Linked DNA regions of Mus musculus: region 2 is linked to region 1. The links are chromatin loops, found by intact Hi-C in ENCODE. Cell type or tissue: gastrocnemius. All regions are shown on one strand. Links, peaks and the distances in the headings refer to the core of each region. The heading gives the core; the rest is flanking DNA.

Region 1 (11,244 bases), core at 1,751-9,750:
TGCTAGAGTTGAGGTTTGGGACAAAGCAGCAAGTGGGGAATGAGGTAAAGAGGAGATGCATGGTGAGATCAGCAGCAGATAGGGTTATGAAGACCAGGGGAAACTAGAACCTGTGTTTTGTACCAGAGCTGGCTATGATCCTAGAAGATTCAGTCTCATGTCTTAGGAACAGAGTGGAAAAGGTCTGTGGGCAGTCCACTCAATACTGTGTATTCTGGCAAGTGCCACTTATGATTTAGGAGAGCTTGCTGGAGTTGGAGGTCGAGACACATCCACCAGTGGGGAGAGGGAGACTAGGAGGTAATGATCTGTGGGATCCTCCCAGAGGGAAGGAAGGTTGAAGCTTGTGTGGTATTCCAGGACTTGAGGAGATAGTTAGAGAATGAGTCAAGGGGACACACAGGGAAGAGAAAGCCTGCAATCAAACTACCTGTTTTCTTTTATGTCACAAGCTTTTGAGGAAAAAAAAAGGCATTTGAATGTCCAAATCCAAGAAATATTCTCCTGGCCTAACTAGTCCAAAGAACTTTGGGTTGTGGCAGGTGTAAGGTACATTTAATAATGGGGTGTTTGAGAGGACATACTGGATAGGTAGCTGCCTGGTGGTCCTTATGTTAGAACTGATTAATACTTTGAAAATGAACTCCAGTCTTCATCCTGTAGCTTTGGATAGGAGGTGTGGAGATACACCCATCCCTATGTCATCAGAGTTTAGAGTAAACACTACAAAAACAACCACTTCAAAGTCTAGGCTCAGCTATACAGCCCAGTACCACTTGAAGAGCAGAGAGAGAGAGAGAGAGAGAGAGAGAGAGAGAGAGAGAGAGAGAGAGAGAGAGAGAGAGAGAGATCTCCAGGTCATATTGGGAAGTTTTCCTGGCCATGGGGTCATTCCCCTGCCTTCAGCTTTAAGCTTATAGAGCTGAATAACTGGGGAAAGCAGCCCAGATCTAAACATATGTAAGACATCCTGGCCGGAATTGAAGCTCAGATTGTCTTCTCAGGTCTGAAACTGCAAGAGCAACTGCAGACATCATTAGAATGCCACAGGCATTGGATATGTAACTGGCTCCTGTGAGATGTACAGCCTTGTCATTGTGAATCACTGGCCTCAAGTGTGTGGATGAGTGCTTGTGCCATGAGGCTCTCCTCTTCCTAGAATACAAGGCTGTATTGCATACACATAGAGGTTGAGGACAATGACTTCATCTGGGCCTGCAGCCTCAATAGTGGCAAAGATAGGGTTAGGTAGGAATTGGTCTTTTAGCCAGGCAGTCACTGAATGGCTATCCTAGATAAACCGAGGGAGGCAGGTGTCTAAACAAAGGAAGTGAAACATATAAAGCGATGCATTGATTGAGAGACAGACAGGCAATAATACCAAGATGCCAGACTTTCAACCTTATCTGTGATTGTGTTCAGAAGCCAAGTGAGGATTTGATGCTTTTTTTCTTTCCTTTAGAATTCATAGTAGTTCCTAGGTGCCCATTATAACCCCAGGCCACAAGACAGACAGTGAGCCTGAGGAGGAGGATGCTGGTGCACATGAAGTTCTGGGTTACCTGTGACTAGGGAAACGAGCTTCAATGCTAACACAGGATCAGCATCACCTCCTTTTTTAAATTCTATGTTCCTCTCCACAAGTAGATGGCTTGTGTAAGTGGTTTGAAAATGACAGACTGTGAGTGAACATGTCACAGGCAAGCTTTTTAAATGTCCACCACTGGGAGCAGAGACATTTGCTGCCATGAGCAAATGTGTTGTATACTGAGGATATGAATGAAATGGGTAAGGGCTCCTTGTGTCTCTGAACCTGTCATACAGATTCTTCTCTCCTTCCTGGGAATGTCACTGAACAGGCACGCAGCTGCTGGAGCAGAGTGTTAAACATCAGGTGTGGCACTTTCTCTTACCCACAGTCAGTATGCTGTCTGCAGGTCATGAAAACCTTGACAGCTAGTGAGGATATGGTTTCCATGAGCAGAATGTTTCTCTGGTCTTTCCAATCACATTGGCCTCTTCCCTTTTCACTCGTTTCCTTGCCACCTTTTTCATAAATATTAAGGGAAAGGTAAAACATGACATTGAAAAGGAGAAACTGGTCCTTCATTGCACGTTTCACACTGAGAGCCTGGAACACATTCCCTGAAATCAGCAGCCTCTTCTTGCACAGAGCTACTGCTGAGATGGTGTGCTATCATAGTTCAGTGGAGATAAGGCAAAGCTTCCTTCTCAGACCACTCCTCTAATGTGTCACATCCTTCCCCTCTGTCCTTCTTCCAGTTTAGGTCAACTTCATGGATACTGTGAAAATGGATTCTGTTTTCGTAACTCAACACTTGGCTACAGCCTATCAACATCTGTTTTTCAAATGGGATAACGTTAACTCAACATCCCATCCACTGCTGTTTTCTGTGGATTCGAGGCTACTGTGCACATGGATCTTCTAGTCTACTGTAGAAAACATTGATAACTATTTTGTGTGTGTGTGTGTGTGTGTGTGTGTGTGTATATATATATATATATATTCACATGTATGCATATATGTACACACATACACATTATATATACATATACATACATACATATACACACAGATACAGAAACACACACATATGTATATATATATATATATATATATATATATATATATATATACATATATATATACATATACCCATTCAAATACACACCCCACACATGCTAACATGCTCTGTTCAAGTAGCAATGACAAGAACATTTTGAGAAGGGGTCTCTGCATAGCAGCTGCCTTCCCGGTGTTTCACTCCCTGCCCAAAGATGAGTGAAACAGGGGAAGAGGGGCATTAGTGGGTAAGAAGAATTGGCAGGTTTTGATAGCATTCAGGTTGTCTAAAGGACTGTGGGAACAGTGAAGGATTTTAAGGCTGTGGGGACAGTCTGGGAGGTGGTAGAGGCTTTCAAAAATTACCGAGAATAGAGAAGATGCATGCTCACAAATATTTGGTGAGCATGAGTTCAAGTGGATGCATAGTGTCCAGGGTCCGTGAGATTGTCAGATGAGAGTAGTCTGGGAGGAGACTAGAAACGGAGGACCATCACCAAGATGGAGATGCAGATGTGGAGCTGGGAGTCAACAGCAGATGACAGCACAGCACAAAAGTTAAGACCTAACCTGCCTAGCTGTGCACGGAGTTTCTAGGGCCTGTTCTATCCTCCACTGAGTGCAGTATGGCACAGTTCTCCAAGCTCCACTTCCTGATGCCAAGCAGAAATGGTAAGGAGAAAATGAGCATAACCTTAATGCTGCTGCAATCAGTTGGTTGCAATGTAATGTTGTCCCTCGTAGATGATGCCTGCCTTCTCAAAGGTTCTGTTTTCCTAAGGAAGGGATTAAGGAGGAGGTCAAAGGAGATCAAGCAAGGACCCTGCAGCCTGTGGAATAGTACAGTGGTATTCATGTATGCACTCTTGTGAAGAAACCCTTGATTTCTATACCTACAAAGCCATTTGGAGGCAGGGACTGCACTTCCTTTGATACCCTGATGCCTATGATACATGCAGGAAGTTCTTGCTTTTATCCCCAGTACCATATAACACAGCCATGGTGGGCCAGGCCTCTAATTCTGGCATTTGGGATCTTGGTGCTGGAGGATCAGAATCAAGGGCATCTTGGAGAGAAAGGGTGTTTGAGGCTGGTCTGGTCTATATGGGCCCTTCACACACACACACACTCACACACACACACACACACACACACACACAGAGAGAGAGAGAGAGAGAGAGAGAGAGAGAGAGAGAGAGAGAGAGAGAGAGACAAACTCACACACACAAACTCACACACACACACACACACACACACACACACACTCACACACACACATATCTAGGAATTCATATTGATATACATCTTTGTTTGAGCAGCAAGCTAAGAGTTGAATCTGCTTGATGATGCCTGAAAGAAACACTGAGCAGTTTCAGTGTGTTACTCTTAGAAGCAGAAAAAAGAAACAAATGAAATTAGTGCTCTGTGGTGGATTCCTACAGAAAGGCAGTCCCTGCCTATTACACAGAGATTCTCTGTCCTTTTCAGTGCCCTTAACCATGTACATTTTCTCCTAAACCACCATCCCAAGTACAGAGTTCATGAACAGTTTCTCCATTCCTGTACTGGTAGGTCACAATGAGCACCATGGAAACACTTCTTTTGTCACAATGACTCCCAGCAAGACACCAGAGCCTTGGGCAGGGCTTCCCCAGTCTTGCCACACTGTCCATCTGGGCTGGGAATGGGATGGGGGGCTGATGATCTCTGAGTCCTCAATCAAGGAGTAGAACTTATTTCCCAAGAAAAGACAAAAAAATAGCTGGTTCATCACTGCAACTAGCTGATCACCATTGGGACCCCTGGTCTTTCCTACTTTTTCTAACTGCCCTCTCCCTGCAGGAAAAAAGCCAGTCTTCTCAAGAATCTTACTTCTCCGCAGAGGCTCTGGCCACATTCAGACACCAGTTCCTGAGAGATCTGTGCAGGAGGGCCCAGCTTATCAGCACTGTCTCTAGATCCTCAGCTCTGAGAGCTCGGCTATCTCTCTACTCCCAAGACCACCTTCCATTGGACAACATCTGGTATCAGGAAGAACTGAAGCAGCACTCGGCATCCAGGCAGTGTGGGACAGGGTTCAGAGACAGTGAAAGGTGGTCTGCTACAATCAGGTGAGGAGAAAATTGGGTTCCTCTAGACCAGGCTCATATTTGATGTTTGCTAATCAGGTAAGTGTGGCCTCCCTAAGGAGGAGATGTATCCTTTCTCTACTGATATGTCTATGACCTAATGATCTCAAACCCTGTGGAGAACCTTTGATCCTTCTCTGGTTGTAGAAACTGGACCTCCACAGGTTGTATGGCTAGAGGGAACCCATTAGATTTGAATCTGTGATAATAGAGGCTCCATATCTAAGTTTGTGCTGCATATCTTACTACATCTCCCATCACAAAAGATATCCAAATCTGATGGGCCACAATTGGCCCTCCAAGAAATCAAGATACAGAGGCAGGCATTTAATGGACAGTGTGTTCTATACAGTAAGGCTCAGGGCAGCTATGGTTACACAGTGAGGCCCTCTCAAAAAAAAAATGAAACCAAGTCTGGGGAAGAAAAGTCCACCAGGAATGATCAGAACTATCACAGACATATATGTGGGTCACTGACTAGAGAAGAGGTCAAATATCTCAGGACTTTCCCAGAACAGTCAGCAGAAGAGAATGCAACTGCCAGCCACTACTGAGACATCTATGAGCACCCCTTTAGTGCCTCTGTTGGACCATGGAGCAAGAGCTGGCCTGACCTCATCACAGAAAGATAATGCATTGAGGGGGTGCTGGAGAAGACTGAAAGCAGAGCACAGGAGCGAACTTGGGGAGCCCCTCCAGCCCTCTCCTGAGCTGCTTGGCAGCATGGTACAGGGTCCTGACACCACAGTGTAGGAGGAGCTGAATTCCTACACCAGGCAGAGTGAGCTCTGGCATGTCAGCTTCTTCATGATCTCCTCTACTAAGAGATTTACTAAGGATATATTTCTTGTGACCTGTTAACCCAAGGCAGAGTGTATGGCCTATCCCAAAGGGCCTTCTGAATCTTAGAGAGGAGGATATAATAAATTTTAGTGACCTAAAGTCATAGTATGGGTGGCTGATTGGCACAGCACTGATGGAAAACCAATTGGACAGGAAAAGGTATATTTTCCTGGACATAATCTATCAGATACTCTTTGCCCTGGAAGGCTTAAGTTATGGCCAGAGGATTTAGAAAGCACGTGTTCACATCCTTGTTATGGCTATTGATTAAACAAGATTGTCCACAATAAATAGTGATTGCTATATCTTGGCTAACCAGACATATGCATTGGTATGGGAGATGGCAACTAGATTTGTGAAGATATTAGAGATTCTAACCACATTACAAAGCATACAGGTGTTCCCAGTTTTATCTGGCCTCATCAGCAAGTTAGTAGTGATGGAGAAAGTAAGAAGGGAAATTAAGAAAGATACAAGATGTTAGTGAGCATTTTTTGTTTTTCTATTTATTTCTCTCTTCTCCTTCCAAAGAATACATCAGGACCTTGTTTATTCCTCAATCACCTCCTCCCAGGTCATCCTCCTCCCTCTCCTATGTCTACTCCTCCTCTGTACTGGCTGAGAATATAGCAGGTCACCCAGGGATATCAACTGAACATGGCACAACAAGATTCATATGAACAGGAACAAACCTTCTCACAGCTGGAAGAGACAACACAGTAGGAGGGAAGCAGTCCCAAGCTCAAGGGAAAGAGTCTGAGACACCTTCACTCCCAGTTTGAGGGCTCTCACAAGATCACAAAGTTGACATCTACATTTTCAGAGGACCAAGCCCTGACCCATACAGACTTCCTGATTGTCATTTTGATCTGTGTGAGCCCCTGTGAGCCCTGCTTAGTTAATTCTGTGGGTGGGTTTTCTTAGTGTCCTTGACTCCTCTGGCTCCTAAGATCCTGTCTCTCCTTCTTAGCTTGTCATCTCTGAGCTCCAAAGGGAGGAATCCAATTGAGATCTTCAAGTGCGGCTCTTTCTGTGCCCAGTGTTTGGCTGTGGGAGTCTGCATCGAGTCAAGCAGTTTTTTAAACTGAGTCCAGCAGCTGAAATGCACATATAGGAAAACCCAGGAGACATCATTTTCTTGTGCATGTTCACATTGTGCATTTGATGAACTCAAATGGTAGGAGATTTTTGGCATTATGGGAGCTCTGGATTTCCAGTTGAAGGTTGTATGTGGATAGGATTTTGCAGGATGGGTATTAACCCTCAGGGAGAACATCCATGTTTAGTCCATGGCAGGTGTAGGGCAAGGTGCCCACCATATGGAGGAAGTATGGAATCTCACATATGGCCAGAGGCTCCTTAAGTAGATACTAAGAGAAGGTAAGGAATGTACAAGGGTAGAGTGGGACAAGAACAGAGATATCCATCATTGTGAATGAAAAGAGATGAGTAAAGTCTGAGAGTGACAATTGCTTACATCCCCAGGGTAAAAGTCTGTACTTCAGCAGACAGAATTCTATAATGCACCCCTTCCCCCACCCCAACGTGTGGGAGTTAAGTGTCTCTCTGGCATGTTCTTTGTCAAGTAGCACATGGGGATGGTGCACATACACAATTCATATTTCCAAGACCTTCATCTCATAGGGACATTTCCTGGTATAGAAATATGGTCACAGGCCCCAATCTGAGCCTTGCACCCAAGAAGTGCTAAGAAGAGACTCTCCTGAGGACTAGGGTGCACCAGGCTTGTGACTGGATACAGGGAAACTTTTCTCACATACTCAGTGCATACCTTAGCAATGGATGGGTTGTAGCATTCATAGAAAATGTTTAACTCTGATTTCCCTACAGAGCCCTCTGAAAGGTATCAACCGGTCACTCCAAACACCTCCCAATAAGAAATATAAGAAGCACTCTGAAGAAATCATTGTTACTAGACATACCTAGACAACCATTTCAGCCAAAATAATTGAGAAAGACCCACAAAGAGGTAGGTGTACCTTTGTTCTGACCTGAACATAGAGTGTGAGAATGACCATGATTCTGAATGGAAATTCAGGGCACTTTTGGAGGGCAGGAAGAGGATGATGACCTTTCAATCCTTCAGATTCATAGCTCTGAGTTTAAACAGAGGACTCTGGCAGTGTGGGTGTTCTGCACAGACAGAAGTTGCCAGGAGCAAAGGCAAATCTCTTGATTCTAGTATGTGTCAGGCTCTGTCCAAAGTGGTTGAGCTTCAAATTTCACTCAACTATCACAAAGAATTCTTCCAATGTGGGGCCCTTAGGGACCCTCCCCGCTTCACAAAATGACTGCAGTGCTGATAGAAGCAGCACAGCAGGTCCTCCAACATTCTGGGTCTATGGCATAGACACAAGTTCACAAATGGTGAGCTGGGACATACACACAAGCTCATAAATGGTAGGGCTTGGACACAGATAGATGTATGCTTCCAAATGGTGGAGCTGGAACATAGATCCAAGGTCAAAAATGGTGGTGCATAGACACAGATACAATGGCACAGCTAAGGTGTAGACACATGTTTACAAATGGCACAGCTGAAACAAAAACTCAAGTAATGTGAACTCAGAACTGGTAGCACTTGAGAGGCAGAGGCAAGCAGAAGTCTGTGATTTTGAGGCCAGCCTGGATCTACTAAGTGAGCTCCTGGGCAACCAGGACATGCAGAAAAATGCTATCTGGGAAACCGAAGGAAAGAAAGAAGTGAGGAAGGGAGGGAGGGAGGGACAGAGATAGATAGAGGGAGGGAGAGGTAAGGAGGGATGATGGGAGAGGTAAGGAGGTATAGAGGGATCAAGAGAGGAACATAAAAAGACAAGTGAAAAAGAAGAAAGGAGAAAAGAACTAAAAGAGAAGAAAAGTCATAAAGGAAAGAGAAAACAAAGAAAAGATGAGAAAGAGGGGGAGAAGTGGGGTACTAACTCAGTAGGTAGTCTCTCAACATCCTTTCAGGCCCCACTAATGTTGTACCTGAGACCTCCAAGGAGAGGGACCTGGTAGTAAATTTTGGTTGTGCTCAACAGACACCATCAGTGAAAGCTATATCTTGGTATTGCCTCCAATGAGGAGAGAGGCTAGAGAGTGTGCTCTCTTTTTCACTCACACAGCAGGGCCTGCAGGCTCTTTAGATACAGAAAAGGGACATTTAATAGTCTCGCAAAGGAATACAGAGAAAATCAGAATTATACAGATTGGCAACTCCAGAATCATCTAATTAAATCTTTGAAACCCCTCTTTCCCCCTCGCATAGTAGTGACTGTCATCTCATGTTTTCATGTATTTCTCTTGAGAGTAAGGGTGAGAAGGAGAGCATCAGATCCATACCCCATGAAAGCAGGTGGACTCTACTTGAAATGTGAGATTAGGCATGAATCTTGTGCAGTACAGATGACACAAGTTTCACCTGCAATTGGGAAAGAAGGGAAGGTCTCCTAAAGGGAAAAGGTTCACTAGCCCTCCTCACTTTGAAGTAGATGAACTACACCAAAGGGCAGAAATCTACAAGGTAGGAGAAACATGTCACCTTGACAAACGTGAACAACAATAAATCACATGTGGTCTGAAAGTGGGATGTTTTATGGTTGGACAGACAGCTCTGCTTTGAGGGACAGATCTGCTACAGGAGAGACGTTAGCTCCTGCATAGGTTGTCTGCAAACACGGTGGGTTATTCCTCGTCTCTTGAGAGTTTCTTTGTACTTTTGAAGCATGGCCTAAGGTATACTGTTTGTGGAGCATGCTAGTCTTTGTAGGTGAGTTAGTGACCACAGAATTCTGTGGTGTTATGGGGAATAGCTGATTCCAGGCTTCATTTTTGTATTATGTTTCTCTGCTCTCAAACATCCTCATGGCTACTAAAAGAAATGTCGTTCATAGGTGTTCACTCAGAATAGTCCTCAGATTCTTGTGCAGTGGGGGTGTTTGTGTATGGGTTGCCACCTGTGCTCTCTGTGAATATTTTCATCAACAGGTAGGTCTTGGGAGTAACTCGTGGTAGTTAGCTTACTGTCAGACACAGCCATATCCTCTTCTGTTTGTGACAAGTTTTCTAGTTTGACTTTCTTAGGGATTCCCCTTCATCCTTTCTTTTTCCTATAAACAAGTTCAGGTAACGGGCAGAACATTTGCTGTACAATGGTTGGATGGGAGAGGATTCATCCTGGTCTTGCCCTGATGAAGTTTCAGGGTCTGCTCCCAATGAGTCTATCCATATTTCCCATCATATACACACCTACTTGTCCTCCTCTCCATTGTGTCCTGCTTTGCTAAAGATGTGATCTTCAGAGCCCAAATTTCTCACTTGATATCCCACAGTCAATTGATCTGAAAACAAATCCTGGTGGAAGCAGTCTCCTGAGTGTTTGATTATACCATCTTCAAGATCTAGATTTGATGGCAGTTCTGTCGATTACCTCTGTCACACTCATGCATGTCCTTGATCTTACCCAGCCTGGATCAGTCCTGCCCAGGGAAAGGAGATTCTGAGCACATTTCTTTTTTTTTAATTAATTAATTTATTTTTATTACATATTTTCCTCAATTACATTTCCAATGCTATCCCAAAAGTCCCCCATACCCTCCCCCCCACTTCCCTACCCACTTATTCCCATTTTGTTTTTTTTGTTTTTTTTGGCCCTGGCATTCCCCTGTACTGGGGCATATACAGTTTGCATGCCCAATGGGCCTCTCTTTCCAGTGATGGCCGACTAGGCCATCTTTTGATACATATGCAGCTAGAGTCAAGAGCTCCGGGGTACTGGTTAGTTCATAATGTTGTTCCACCTATAGGGTTGCAGATCCCTTTAGCTCCTTGGGTACTTTCTCCAGCTCCTCCATTGGGAGCCCTGTGATCCATCTAATAGTTGACTGTGAGCATCCACTTCTGTGTTTGCTAGGCCCCGGCTATATCTGGGTCCTTTCGATAAAATCTTGCTAGTGTATGCAATGGTGTCAGTGTTTGGAAGCTGATTATGGGGTGGATCCCTGGATATGGCAGTCTCTACATGGTCCATCCTTTCGTCTCAGCTCCAAACGTTGTCTCTGTAACTCCTTCCATGGGTGTTTTGTTCCCACTTATAAGGAGGGGCATAGTGTCCACACTTCAGTCTTCATTCTTCTTGAGTTTCATGTGTTTAGCAAATTGTATCTTATATCTTGGGTATCCTAGGTTTTGGGCTAATATCCACTTATCAGTGAGTACATATTGTGTGAGTTCCTTTGTGAATGTGTTACCTCACTCAGGATGATGCCCTCCAGGTCCATCCATTTGGCTAGGAATTTCATAAATTCATTCTTTTTAATAGCTGAGTAGTACTCCATTGTGTAGATGTACCACATTTTCTGTATCCATTCCTCTGTTGAGGGGCATCTGGGTTCTTTCCAGCTTCTGGCTATTATAAATAAGGCTGCTATGAACATAGTGGAGCATGTGTCCTTCTTACCAGTTGGGGCATCTTCTGGATATATGCCCAGGAGAGGTATTGCTGGATCCTCCGGTAGTACTATGTCCAATTTTCTGAGGAACCACCAGACTGATTTCCAGAGTGGTTGTACAAGCCTGCAATCCCACCAACAATGGAGGAGTGTTCCTCTTTCTCCACATTCACGCCAGCATCTGCTGTCACCTGAATTTTTGATCTTAGCCATTCTGACTGGTGTGAGGTGGAAT
Region 2 (11,244 bases), core at 1,174-9,173, 150 kb after region 1:
TACTATCATATCATCTGCAAAAAGTGATATTTTGACTTCCTCTTTTCCCATTTGTATCCCCTTGATCTCCTTTTGTTGTCGAATTGCTCTGGCTAATACTTCAAGTACTATGTTGAAACGGTAGGGAGAAAGTGGGCAGCCTTGTCTAGTCCCTGATTTTAGTGGGATTGCTTCCAGCTTCTCTCCATTTACTTTGATGTTGGCTACTGGTTTGCTGTAGGTTGCTTTTATCATGTTTAGGTATGGGCCTTGAATTCCTGATCTTTCCAAAACTTTTATCATGAATGGGTGTTGGATCTTGTCAGATGCTTTTTCTGCATCTAACAAGATGATCATGTGGTTTTTTTTCTTTGAGTTTGTTTATATAATGGATTACATTGATGGATTTTCGTATATTAAACCATCCCTGCATCCCTGGAATAAAACCTACTTGGTCAGGATGGATGATTGCTTTAATGTGTTCTTGGATTCGGTTAGCGAGAATTTTATTGAGGATTTTTGCATCGATATTCATAAGAGAAATTGGTCTGAAGTTCTCTATCTTTGTTGGATCTTTCTGTGGTTCAGGTATCAGAGTAATAGTGGCTTCATAAAATGAGTTGGGTAGAGTACCTTCTACTTCTATTTTGTGACATAGTTTGTGCAGAACTGGAATTAGATCTTCTTTGAAGGTCTGATAGAACTCTGCACTAAACCCGTCTGGTCCTGGGCTTTTTTTGGCTGGGAGACTATTAATAACTGCTTCTATTTCTTTAGGTGATATGGGACTGTTTAGATGGTCAACTTGATCCTGATTCAACTTTGGTACCTGGTATCTGTCCAGAAATTTGTCCATTTCATCCAGGTTTTCCAGTTTTGTTAAGTATAGCCTTCTGTAGAAGGATCTGATGGTGTTTTGGATTTCTTCAGAATCTGTTGTTATGTCTCCCTTTTCATTTCTGATTTTGTTAATTAGGATTTTGTCCCTGTGCCCTTTAGTGAGTCTAGCTAAGGGTTTGTCTATCTTGTTGATTTTCTCAAAGAACCAAGTCCTTGTTTGGTTAATTCTTTGAATAGTTCTTCTTGTTTCCACTTGGTTTATTTCACCCCTGAGTTTGATTATTTCCTGCTGTCTACTCCTCTTGGGTGAATTTGCTTCCTTTTTTCTAGAGCTTTTAGATGTGTTGTCAAGCTGCTAGTATGTGCTCTCTCCTGTTTCTTCTTGGAGGCACTCAGAGCTATGAATTTCCCTCTTAGAAATGCTTTCATTGTGTCCAATAGGTTTGGGTATGATGTGGCTTCATTTTCATTAAACTCTAAAAAGTCTTTAATTTCTTTCGTTATTCCTTCCTTGACCAAGATATCATTGAAAGAGTGTTGTTTAGTTTCCACGTGAATGTTGGCTTTCCATTATTTATGTTGGTATTGAAGATAAGCCTTAGTCCATGGTGGTCTGAAAAGATGCATGGGACAATTTCAATATTTTTGTATCTGTTGAGGCCTGTTTTGTGACCAATTATATGGTCAGTTTTGGAGAAGGTCCCGTGAGGTGCTGAGATGAAGGTATATCCTTTTGTTTTAGGATAAAATGTTCTGTAGATATCTGTCAGGTCCATTTGTTTCATAACTTCTGTTAGTTTCACTGTGTCCCTGTTTAGTTTCTCTTTCCACGATCTGTCCATTGATGAAAGTGGTGTGTTGAAGTCTCCCACTATTATTGTGTGAGGTGCAATGTGTGCTTTGAGCTTTACTAAAGTGTCTTTAATGAATGTGGCTGCCCTTGCATTTGGAGCATAGATATTCAGAATTGAGAGTTCCTCTTGGAGGATTTTACCTTTGATGAGTATGAAGTGTCCCTCCTTTTCTTTTTTGATAACTTTGGGTTGGAAGTCGATTTTATCCGATATTAGATTGGCTACTCCAGCTTGTTTCTTCAGTCCATTTGCTTGGAAAATTTTTTTCCAGCCTTTCACTCTGAGGTAGTGTCTGTCTTTTTCCCTGAGGTGGGTTTCCTGTAAGCAGCAGAAATTTGGGTCCTGTCTATTTAGCCAGTCTGTTAGTCTAAGTCTTTTTATTTGGGAATTGAGTCCATTGATATTAAGAGATATTTAGGAAAAGTAATTGTTGCTTCCTTTTATTTTTGTTGTTAGAGTTGGCATTCTGTTCTTGTGGCTGTCTTCTTTTTGGTTTGTTGAGGTATTACTTTCTTGCTTGTTCTAGGGCGTGATTTTTGTCCTTGTATTGTTTCTTTTCTGTTACTATCCTTTGAAGGGCTGGATTCGTGGAAAGATATTTTGTGAATTTGGTTTTGTCGTGGAATACTTTGGTTTCTCCATCTATGGTAATTGAGAGTTTGGCCGGTATAGTAGCCTGGGTTGGCATTTGTGTTCTCGTAGTGTCTGTATAACATCTGTCCAGGCTCTTCTGGCTTTCATAGTCTCTTGTGAAAAGTCTGGTGTAATTCTGATAGGCCTTCCTTTATATGTTACTTGACCTTTCTCCCTTACTGCTTTTAATATTCTATCTTTATTTAGTGCATTTGTTGTTCTGATTATTATGTGTCAGGAGGATTTTCTTTTCTGGTCCAGTCTATTTGGAGTTCTGTAGGCTTCTTGTATGATCATGGGCATCTCTTTCTTTATGTTTGGGAAGTTTTCTTCTATTGTTTTGTTGAAGATATTAGCTGGCCCTTTAAGTTGAAAATCTTCATTCTCATCAATTCCTATTATCCGTAGGTTTGGTCTTCTCATTGTGTCCTGGATTTCCTGGATGTTTTGAGTTAGGATCCTTTTGCATTTTGTATTTTCTTTGATTGTTGTGTCGATGTTCTCTATGGAATCTTCTGCACCTGAGATTCTCTCTTCCATTTCTTGTATTTTGTTGCTGATGCTCGCATCTATGGTTCCAGATCTCTTTCCTAGGGTTTCTATCTCCAGCGTTGCCTCGCTTTGGGTTTTCTTTATTGTTTCTACTTCCTTTTTTAGTTCTAGTATGGTTTTGTTCATTTCAATCACCTGTTTGGATGTGTTTTCCTGTTTATCTTTAAGGACTTTTACCTGTTTGGCTGTGTTTTCCTGCTTTTCTTTAAGGGCCTGTAACTCTTTAGCAGTGCTCTCCTGTAATTCTTTAAGTGACTTATGAAAGTCCTTCTTGATGTCCTCTATCATCATCATGAGAAATGTTTTTAAATCTGGATCTAGATTTTCGGTTGTGTTGGGGTGTCCAGGACTAGGTGGGGTGGGAGTGCTGCGTTCTGATGATGGTGAGTGGTCTTGATTTCTGTTAGTAGGATTCTTATGTTTGCCTTTCGCCATCTGGTAATCTCTGAAGCTAGCTGTTATAGTCGTCTCTGTTAAGAGCTTTTTCTTTAGGTGACTCTGTTAGCCTCTATAAGCAGACCTGGGAGGGTAGCACTCTCCTTAGTTTCAGTGGGCAGAGTATTCTCTGCAGGCAAGCTCTTTTCTTGCAGGGAAGGTACCCTGATATCTGGTGTTTGAACTGGACTCCTGGCATAAGTTGTGTTCCACTCACTAGAGGTCTGAGCATCCCGTGGGGAATCCTGTGTGGGCCCTTGCAGGTGTTGGGCGACTCTGCTGGCAAGGTACCTCGGGGCTCGAGTGGAGCGGAAGGGGCTTGTGCCCCAGGTCCTCATGGTACCTTTTCAAAAACTGACTATATAATTGGTCACAAAATAGTACTCAACAGATACAAAAATACTGAAATTGTCCCATGCATCGTATAAGATCACCACGGACTAAGGCTGTTCTTCAATAACTACATAAATAAAAGAAAGCCAACATTCACGTGGAAGCTGAACAATACTCAATGATATCTTAGTCAAGGAAGAAATAAAGAAATTAAAGACTTTTTAGACTTTAAGGAAAATGAAGATACAACATACCCAAACTAGTAGGACACAATAAAAGCATTTCTAAGAGGAAACTCATAGCTCTGAGTGCCAAAAAAAAAAAAAAAGAAAGAAAGAAACAAAGAAAGAAAGAAAGAAAGAAAAAAAGGAAAAAATATCTAGAGAGAGCATAAACTAGCAACTTCACCCAAGCCAACTCACCCAAGAGGCAGGAAATAATCAATCAAAGGAATGAAATCAATCAATTGGAAACAAAAAGAACTAACCAAAGAATCAAACAAAAAAGGAGCTGGTTCCTTGAAAAAATCAACAAGATAAATAAACTGTTAGCCAGACTAAGTAGAGGGCACAGGGACAATATCCTAATTAACAAAATCAGAAATGAAAAGGGAGACATAACAACAGAGTATGAAGAAATACAAAACATCATCATATACTACTACTAAAGGCTATACTCAACAAAACTGGAAAACCTGGATGAAATGGACAAATTTCAAGACAGATACCAGTTACGAAGTTTAAATCAGGGTCAGAATAATGACCTAAACATTCCATATCCCCTAAAGATATAGACATAGTCATTAACAGTCTCCCAAACAAAAAAACAAAAACAAAAAAAAAAACAAAAACAAAAATACAAAGAAAACAAAACAACAACAACAACAACAAAAAAAAAAACCTCCCAGGACCAGATGTGTTTAGTGGAGAGTTCTATTATCAGAATTTCAGAGAAGACCTAATTCCAATTCTCCTCAAACTATTTCACAAAATAGAAACAGAAGGTCCTATACCCAATTCATTCTATTAAGCCACAATTATTCTGATACCTAAACCACATAAAGACCCAACAAACAAAGAGAACTTCAGACCAATTTTCCTTAACAATATTGATGCAAAAATACTCAATAAAATTCTCGCAAACCGAATCCAAAAACACAATAAAACGATCATCCATCATGATCACTTAGTCTTCATCCCAGGGATGCAGGGATGATTTAATATACAGAAATCCATCAACCTAATACAATATATGAACAAACTCAAAATAAAAAACCACATGATCCTCTTGTTAGATGCTGAGAAATCATTTGACAAAATCCAACACCCATTCATCATAAAAGTCTTGGAAAGATCAGGAATTCAAGGCCCATACCTAAACATAATAAAAGCAATATACAGCAAATCAGTAGCCAACATCAAACTAAATGGAGAAAAGCTGTAGCAATCCCTCTAAAATCAGGGACTAGACAAAGCTGTCTACTTTCTCCCTACTTATTCAATATACTACACGAAGTCCTTGCCACAGCATTTAGACAACAAAAGGAGGTCAATGGGATACAAATTGGAAAGGAAGAAGTGAAAATATCACTATTTGCAGATGATATGTTGGTATATATAAGTGATGCCAAAAATTTCACCAGAGAAGTCCTAATCCAGATAAACAGCTTCAGTAAAGTAGGTGGTTATAAAATTAACTCAAAGAAATAAGTGGCCTTTCTCTACACTAAGAATAAACAGGGTGAGAAAGAAATTAGGGGGAAAACCCCTTCACAATAATCACATATAATATAAAATACCTGACTGTGACTCTAACTTAGGAAGTAAAAGATCTCTATGATAGGCTCTTCAAATCTCTGAAGAAAGTAATTGAAGATGACCTCAGAAGATGGAAAGATCTCCCATGCTCAGGGATTGGCAGGATTAATATAGTAAAAATGGCTATCTTTCCAAAAGCAATCTACAGATTCAATGCAATCCCCATCAAAATCCCAACTCAATTTTTCACAGAGTTAGAATCTGCAGTTTGTAAATTCATCTGGATAAATATAAAAAACAACGATAGTAAAAACTATTCTCAACAATAGAAGAACCTCTTGTGGAATCACTATGCCTGACCTACAGCTGTACTACAGAGTAATTGTGATAAAAAACTGCATGGTACTGGTACAACGAAAGACAGGAAGATCAATGGAATAGAACTGGAGACCCATAAATGAACCCACACACCTATGGTCACTTGATCTTTGACAAGGGAGCTAAAACTATGTAGTGGAAAAAAGACAGCATTGTCAACAAATGGTGCTGGCACAACTGGTGATAATCACATAGAATAATGAGAATTAATCCGTTCTTATCTCCTTGTACAAAATTCTAGTCTAAGTGGATCAAGGAACTCCACATAATATCAGAGTCGCTGAAACTTATAGAGGAGAAAGTGGGGAAAAACCTAGAAGATACGGGCACAGAGGAAAAATTCCTGAACAGAACAGCAATGACTTGTGCTGTAAGATCGATAATCATCAAATGGGATGTCATAAAACTGCAAAGCTTTTGTAAGGGAATATACACTCTAAATAAGACAAAAAGGCCACCAAAACATTTGGAGAGGAACTTTACCAATCATAAATCAGATACGGGAATAATATCCAATATATATAAAGACTTAAGAAGATGGACTCCAGAAAATCAAATAAGCCTATTAAAAAATGGAGTACAGAGCTAAACAAAAATTCTCATCTGAGGAGTACAAAATGGCTGTGAAGCACCTGAAAAAATGTTCAACATCCTTAATCATCAGGGAAATGCAAATCAAAACAACCCTGAGATTCTACTGCACACCAGTCAGAATGGCTAAGATCAAAAATTCAGGTGACAGCATATGCTGGTGAGCATGTGGAGAAAGAGGAACACTTCTCCATTGCTAGTAGGGTTCTAAGCTGGTACATCCAATCTGAAAATCAATTTGGTGGTTCCTCAAAAAATTCGACATAGTACTATAGGAAGATCCAGCATTACCTCTCCTGGCCATATACCCAGAATATGCTCCAACATGTAATAGGGACACATCTTCCACTATGTTCATGGCATCCTTATTTATAACCACCAGAAGCTGAAAAGAACCCAGATGTGACTAAACAGAAGAATGGATACAGAGAATGTGGTACATTTACACATTAGAGTATTATTCAGCTAATAAAAACAATGAATTCATGAAATTCTTAGCTAAATGGATGGATCTGGAGTATATCATCCTGAGTGAGGTAACCCAGTCTCAAAAGAACACACATGATATGGAATCACTGATAAGTTGATATTAGCCCAAATACTTAGAATATCCAAGGTACAATTTCCAAAACACATGAAATTCAAGAAGAAGGAAGAAGAAAGTGTGGATACTTCCTTCCTTCTTAGAATGGGGAACAAAATACTCATGGAAGGAGTTATAGAGACAAAGTCCAGAGCAGATCCTGAAGAAACAACCATCCAGAGGCTGCCCCGCTTGGGGATCCATTCTATAAACACCACCAACCGAGAGCCTTGGTAGATGCCAACAAGAGCCTGCTGCCAGGAGCCTGATATACCTGTCTCCTTTGAGGCTCTGACAGTTCCTGGCAAATACAGAAGTGGATGCTCATAGTCATACATTGGACAGAGCACAAGGTCCCCAATAAATGAGCCAGAGAAATACCCAGGGAGCTAAAGGGGTGTGAAGCCCCATAGAAGGAACATCAATATGAACTAATTGGTACCCTCATAACTCCTTGGAACTATACCACCAATCAAAGAAAATACATGGTGGAACTTGTGGCTGTAGCTGTATTTGTAGAAGAGGATGGTCTAGTCGGTCATCAATGGGAGGAGAAGCTCTTGGTCCTGTGAAGGCTCTATGCCCCAGTATAAGGGAGTTCTAGGACCAGGAATGGGAGTGGATGGGTTGGGGATCAGAGGCTTTAGGCAGGGGATAGGGGATTTTCAGAGGGGAAACTAGGAAAGGGGATAACATTTGAAATAGAAATAAAGAAAATATCTTTTAAAAAGTTTCATGTCTAAACCATTGTTTTTTCCCTAGGTTATTATTATGTTCTGGTGGAAATATATGTGTCTTGTAACTTTATAGGCCTCACCATTTTTAGCTTAAGGAAATTTTCTTCTATTTTGTGGAAAAAAGTTTCTGGGCCTTTGCCCTGGCTTTCTTCTTCCTCCTCTTTACCCATTATTTACAGGTTTGATGTCTTCATAGTGTCTCAGATTTCCTGGATGTTTCATGTCAGGAGCTTATTTTTAGATTTAACATTTTCTTTGACTGATGTACATATTTGCTAGTGTGTCTTTGACACCAGAAGTTCTCTCTTATATTTCTTATATTCTGTTAATGAAGCTTGGTGTTTCAATTCCTATATTTTTCATTTTTACAATTTCATCGGTTTGAATTTTCCTCACTGATTCTATTTCCTAGTTTAGGTTTTAAGCAGTTCTAAACATTTTCTTCCACTGTTGATATTTTCCTAGATTTGTAAAGGTATTTTTGCATTGCCTCTTCAAGGACTCCTATCACACCAACAAAGGCAGTTTTAAGGTATTTTCTTGTGCTTCAGGTCTTTGGGATATCAGGGCCTCCTGTGGTAGGATAGCTGGGCTCAAATGGAGACATACCACGCTCAGTGTTGCTCATTTCGTTTTTACCCTGGTGTCTCCACATCTGGCTGGTGTCTATGGTGAGCTGCGCATTGACAGCCTGGTTCCTGTTCAGCACAGGCCTTGAACCTGGTGACCCTAAGTGATAGCAGGTGTCCAGCCATTCCTCCTGGGACCCTGGTTCCTGTTGCAACTACAGCCTCCCACAGCTTATCCACCCTAAGCAGAGAGGTGTGTGGCCATCAGTTGTGTAGGCAATGATCCAAACTCCTGGTATTCTGTCTGAACTCCACATCCACAGTTACACCCACTCCCTAGTCACCTAGGTAGGCCTGAACCACTATGAAAGGGGATGTTTGCCTTTGGCTCCCTCTCTTATTCTCTTGCTCTTAATCTTTTTACCCTGGTCCCTTGCTCCCCATCTCTCTGTTTTTTCCTTCCTTTCCTCCCTACGTCACCTCTGCTTCTCTACTCTCTCCATATCTCTGCCTTTCTACAATAAATGCCTTAAAACGATGGACCTTCTCTTCTCGTTGGAATCTGCCCTGCTGGAGCAATGTAGCAGGTCTTCCCTTAATGAGCCTCATCTAACCTCCTGCCTGTGGCCTTCCTACCCTCCAGCTATAGCTGCCACCAAAACAACCCACCAGCAACCAAGTCACATGACTCAGCTGGAGCTCTCTCCTCCCTGTCCCTTTCCCTTTGGGAAATGTTCAGGGCCAACCAGTGCCCTCCTACTTCATTCTCAGGTCTTCCCCAACATTCATGGTGTCTGTGATGTCCAAGACTGAGAACCTGATGCCTCTGGTCTCCTTCCAGCCCAGTGATCCCAGAACCAGTGCTCCCTGGTACCCAGCTGCATCCCTGGTGCCCGAGATTCTGAGACTGACTCTTGCATGTCCATGGGGACTTCAGACTGTACCTTTCCCAACCCTGATTCCTGTGTCTTCTCACAACCCGACGTCTACCTGGGGTTTTTGTGGTAGGGCACACAGTCAAACTCTCTGCTTTCGCCTAGCCCAGAGGCCTTAGCCCTGATAGGACACCGGACCCCTTTTTTGATCCATAGGCTGGCACTGGGAAAATTGTAATTGTTGAGGCTGCTATCTGCTTTTTTTGTAATTGATCAGGTGTTTTGTTCTTTGCTTTCAGTTTTCTCTCTGGATTTTCAGCAAGTGTGGTGGCTATGTGTTGCTTATTTTCTTAATCTGATCATCTGTTATGTTCAAAGGGGATGCCTGCTTTGTCTGGAAGCTGGGGTATAGAGAAGAGTTGGGGAAGGTAATGTAGGGGAATGAATGAATCTATGATCCACTGGGCATGGGGTTAGATAGAGAAAGCAGATACATCAGGTTTCCTTCTACAGAGCCATGGAATAGACTGTTGGCATTGGATCTCAAGATCAGTAGTAGAGTTGTGGGCCTTCTTATTGCTGCCTTTGGCTTATCGGGAAGTGACTGCTAGAGTTCAGGTTTGGGCAAGTGGGGACTGAAGTTAAGAGGCAATGCATGGTGAGATCAGCAGCAGATAGGGTTATGAAGACCAGGGGAGACTAGAACCTGTGTTCTGTAGCAGAGCTGGCTATGATCCTGGAAGATTCAGTCTCATCTTTGGAACAGAGTGGAAAAGGTCTCTGATCAGTCCATTCGATACTGGGTTTTCTGGCAAGTGCCACTTATGGTTTAGCAGAGCCTGCTGGAGATGGAGGTCGAGACACATCCACCAGTGGGATGAGGGAGACTAGGAGGTAATGATCTCTGGGATCTTCCCAGGGGAAAGGAAGGTTGCAGCTTGTTTGGTATTCCAGGGCTGGAGAAGAGAGTTAAAGAATGAGTCAAGGGGACACACAGGGAAGAGAAAGCCTGCAATCACACTACTTGTTTTCTCTTATGTCACAAGCTTTTGAGAAAAAAAAAGTCATGTGAATGTCCAAATCCAAGAAACATTCTCCTGGCCTAACTAGTCCAAAGAACTTTGGGTTGTGGGGTACATTTAACAATGGTATGTTTGAGAGAATATACTGGGTAGGTAGCTACCTGGTGGTCCATATGTTAGAACTAATTGATACTTTGAGAATGAACTCCAGTCTTCATCCTGTAGCTTTGGATGGGAGGCATGGAGATACACCCATCCCTACTGTCACCAGAGTTTAGAGTAAACACTACAGAAACAACCACTTCTAGGCTCAGCTACACAGCTCAGTACCACTTGAAGAGATGAGAAAGAGAGAGAGAGACAGAGACAGAGACAGAGAGACAGAGAGAGAAACAGAGAGAGAGATCCAGGTCATATTGGGAAGAGAAAGATATAAAGGTTTCTTGGCCAGGTGTCATTGTTCTGCCTTAAACTTTAAGTTTAAAGAGATTAATAACTTGGGAAAGCAGCCAAGGTCTAACCACATGTGAGACATCCTGGCCTGACCTGAAGATCAGATTGTCTTTTCAGGTCTGAAATTGTAAGAGCAACTGCAGATTTAATTAGAATTCCAAAGGCACTTGACGTGGACCAGGCTCCTTTGAGATGCACAGCCTTGTCATTGTGGATCACTGGCCTCAAGTGTGTGGATGAGTGCTTGTGCTGTGAGGCTCTCCTCTTCCTAGAATACAAGGCTTGAGGTTGAGGACAATGACTTCATCTGGGCCTGCAGCCTCAATGGGAGCAAATATAGGGTTAGGAAGGAATGGGTCTTTTAGACAGGCAGTCACTTAATAGCTATCCTAGGTAAACCGAGGGAGGCAGGTTTCTAAAACAAAGGAAGTGAAACATATAAAGCGATGCATTGATTGAGAGACAGACAGGCAATAATACCAAGATGCCAGACTTTCAACCTTATCTGTGATTGTGTTCAGAAGCCAAGTGAGGATTTGATGCTTTTTTCTTTCCTTTAGAATTCATAGTAGTTCCTAGGTGTTAATTATATACCCAGGCTCCAAGACAGACAGTGAGCCTGAGGAGGAGGATGCTGGTACACATGAAGTTAC

What was found. Peaks named below come from ENCODE experiments on the same cell type or tissue, not always from the same donor. Only the 100,000 strongest peaks of a DNase experiment are listed, where the experiment ranks them.
Region 2: a loop joins it to region 1, with 8 times the contacts of the local background. A loop is called at or near these places in 11 of 42 quality-filtered maps.

What each region holds. Positions count from the first base shown.
Region 1 is chrX:150,329,295-150,340,538 of GRCm38, reverse strand. Gm15104 (predicted gene 15104) reads left to right here and starts at 4,247. Exons shown (of 3, transcript NM_001101501.2): 1 at 4,247-4,695; 2 at 7,408-7,546. In gastrocnemius, for the core only: no CTCF peak of the experiment used is centred there; no DNase peak of the experiment used is centred there.
Region 2 is chrX:150,179,676-150,190,919 of GRCm38, reverse strand. No RefSeq gene overlaps it. Among named protein-coding and RNA genes, the nearest start is that of Gm20153, 8.0 kb to the right of the region's middle. In gastrocnemius, for the core only: no CTCF peak of the experiment used is centred there; no DNase peak of the experiment used is centred there.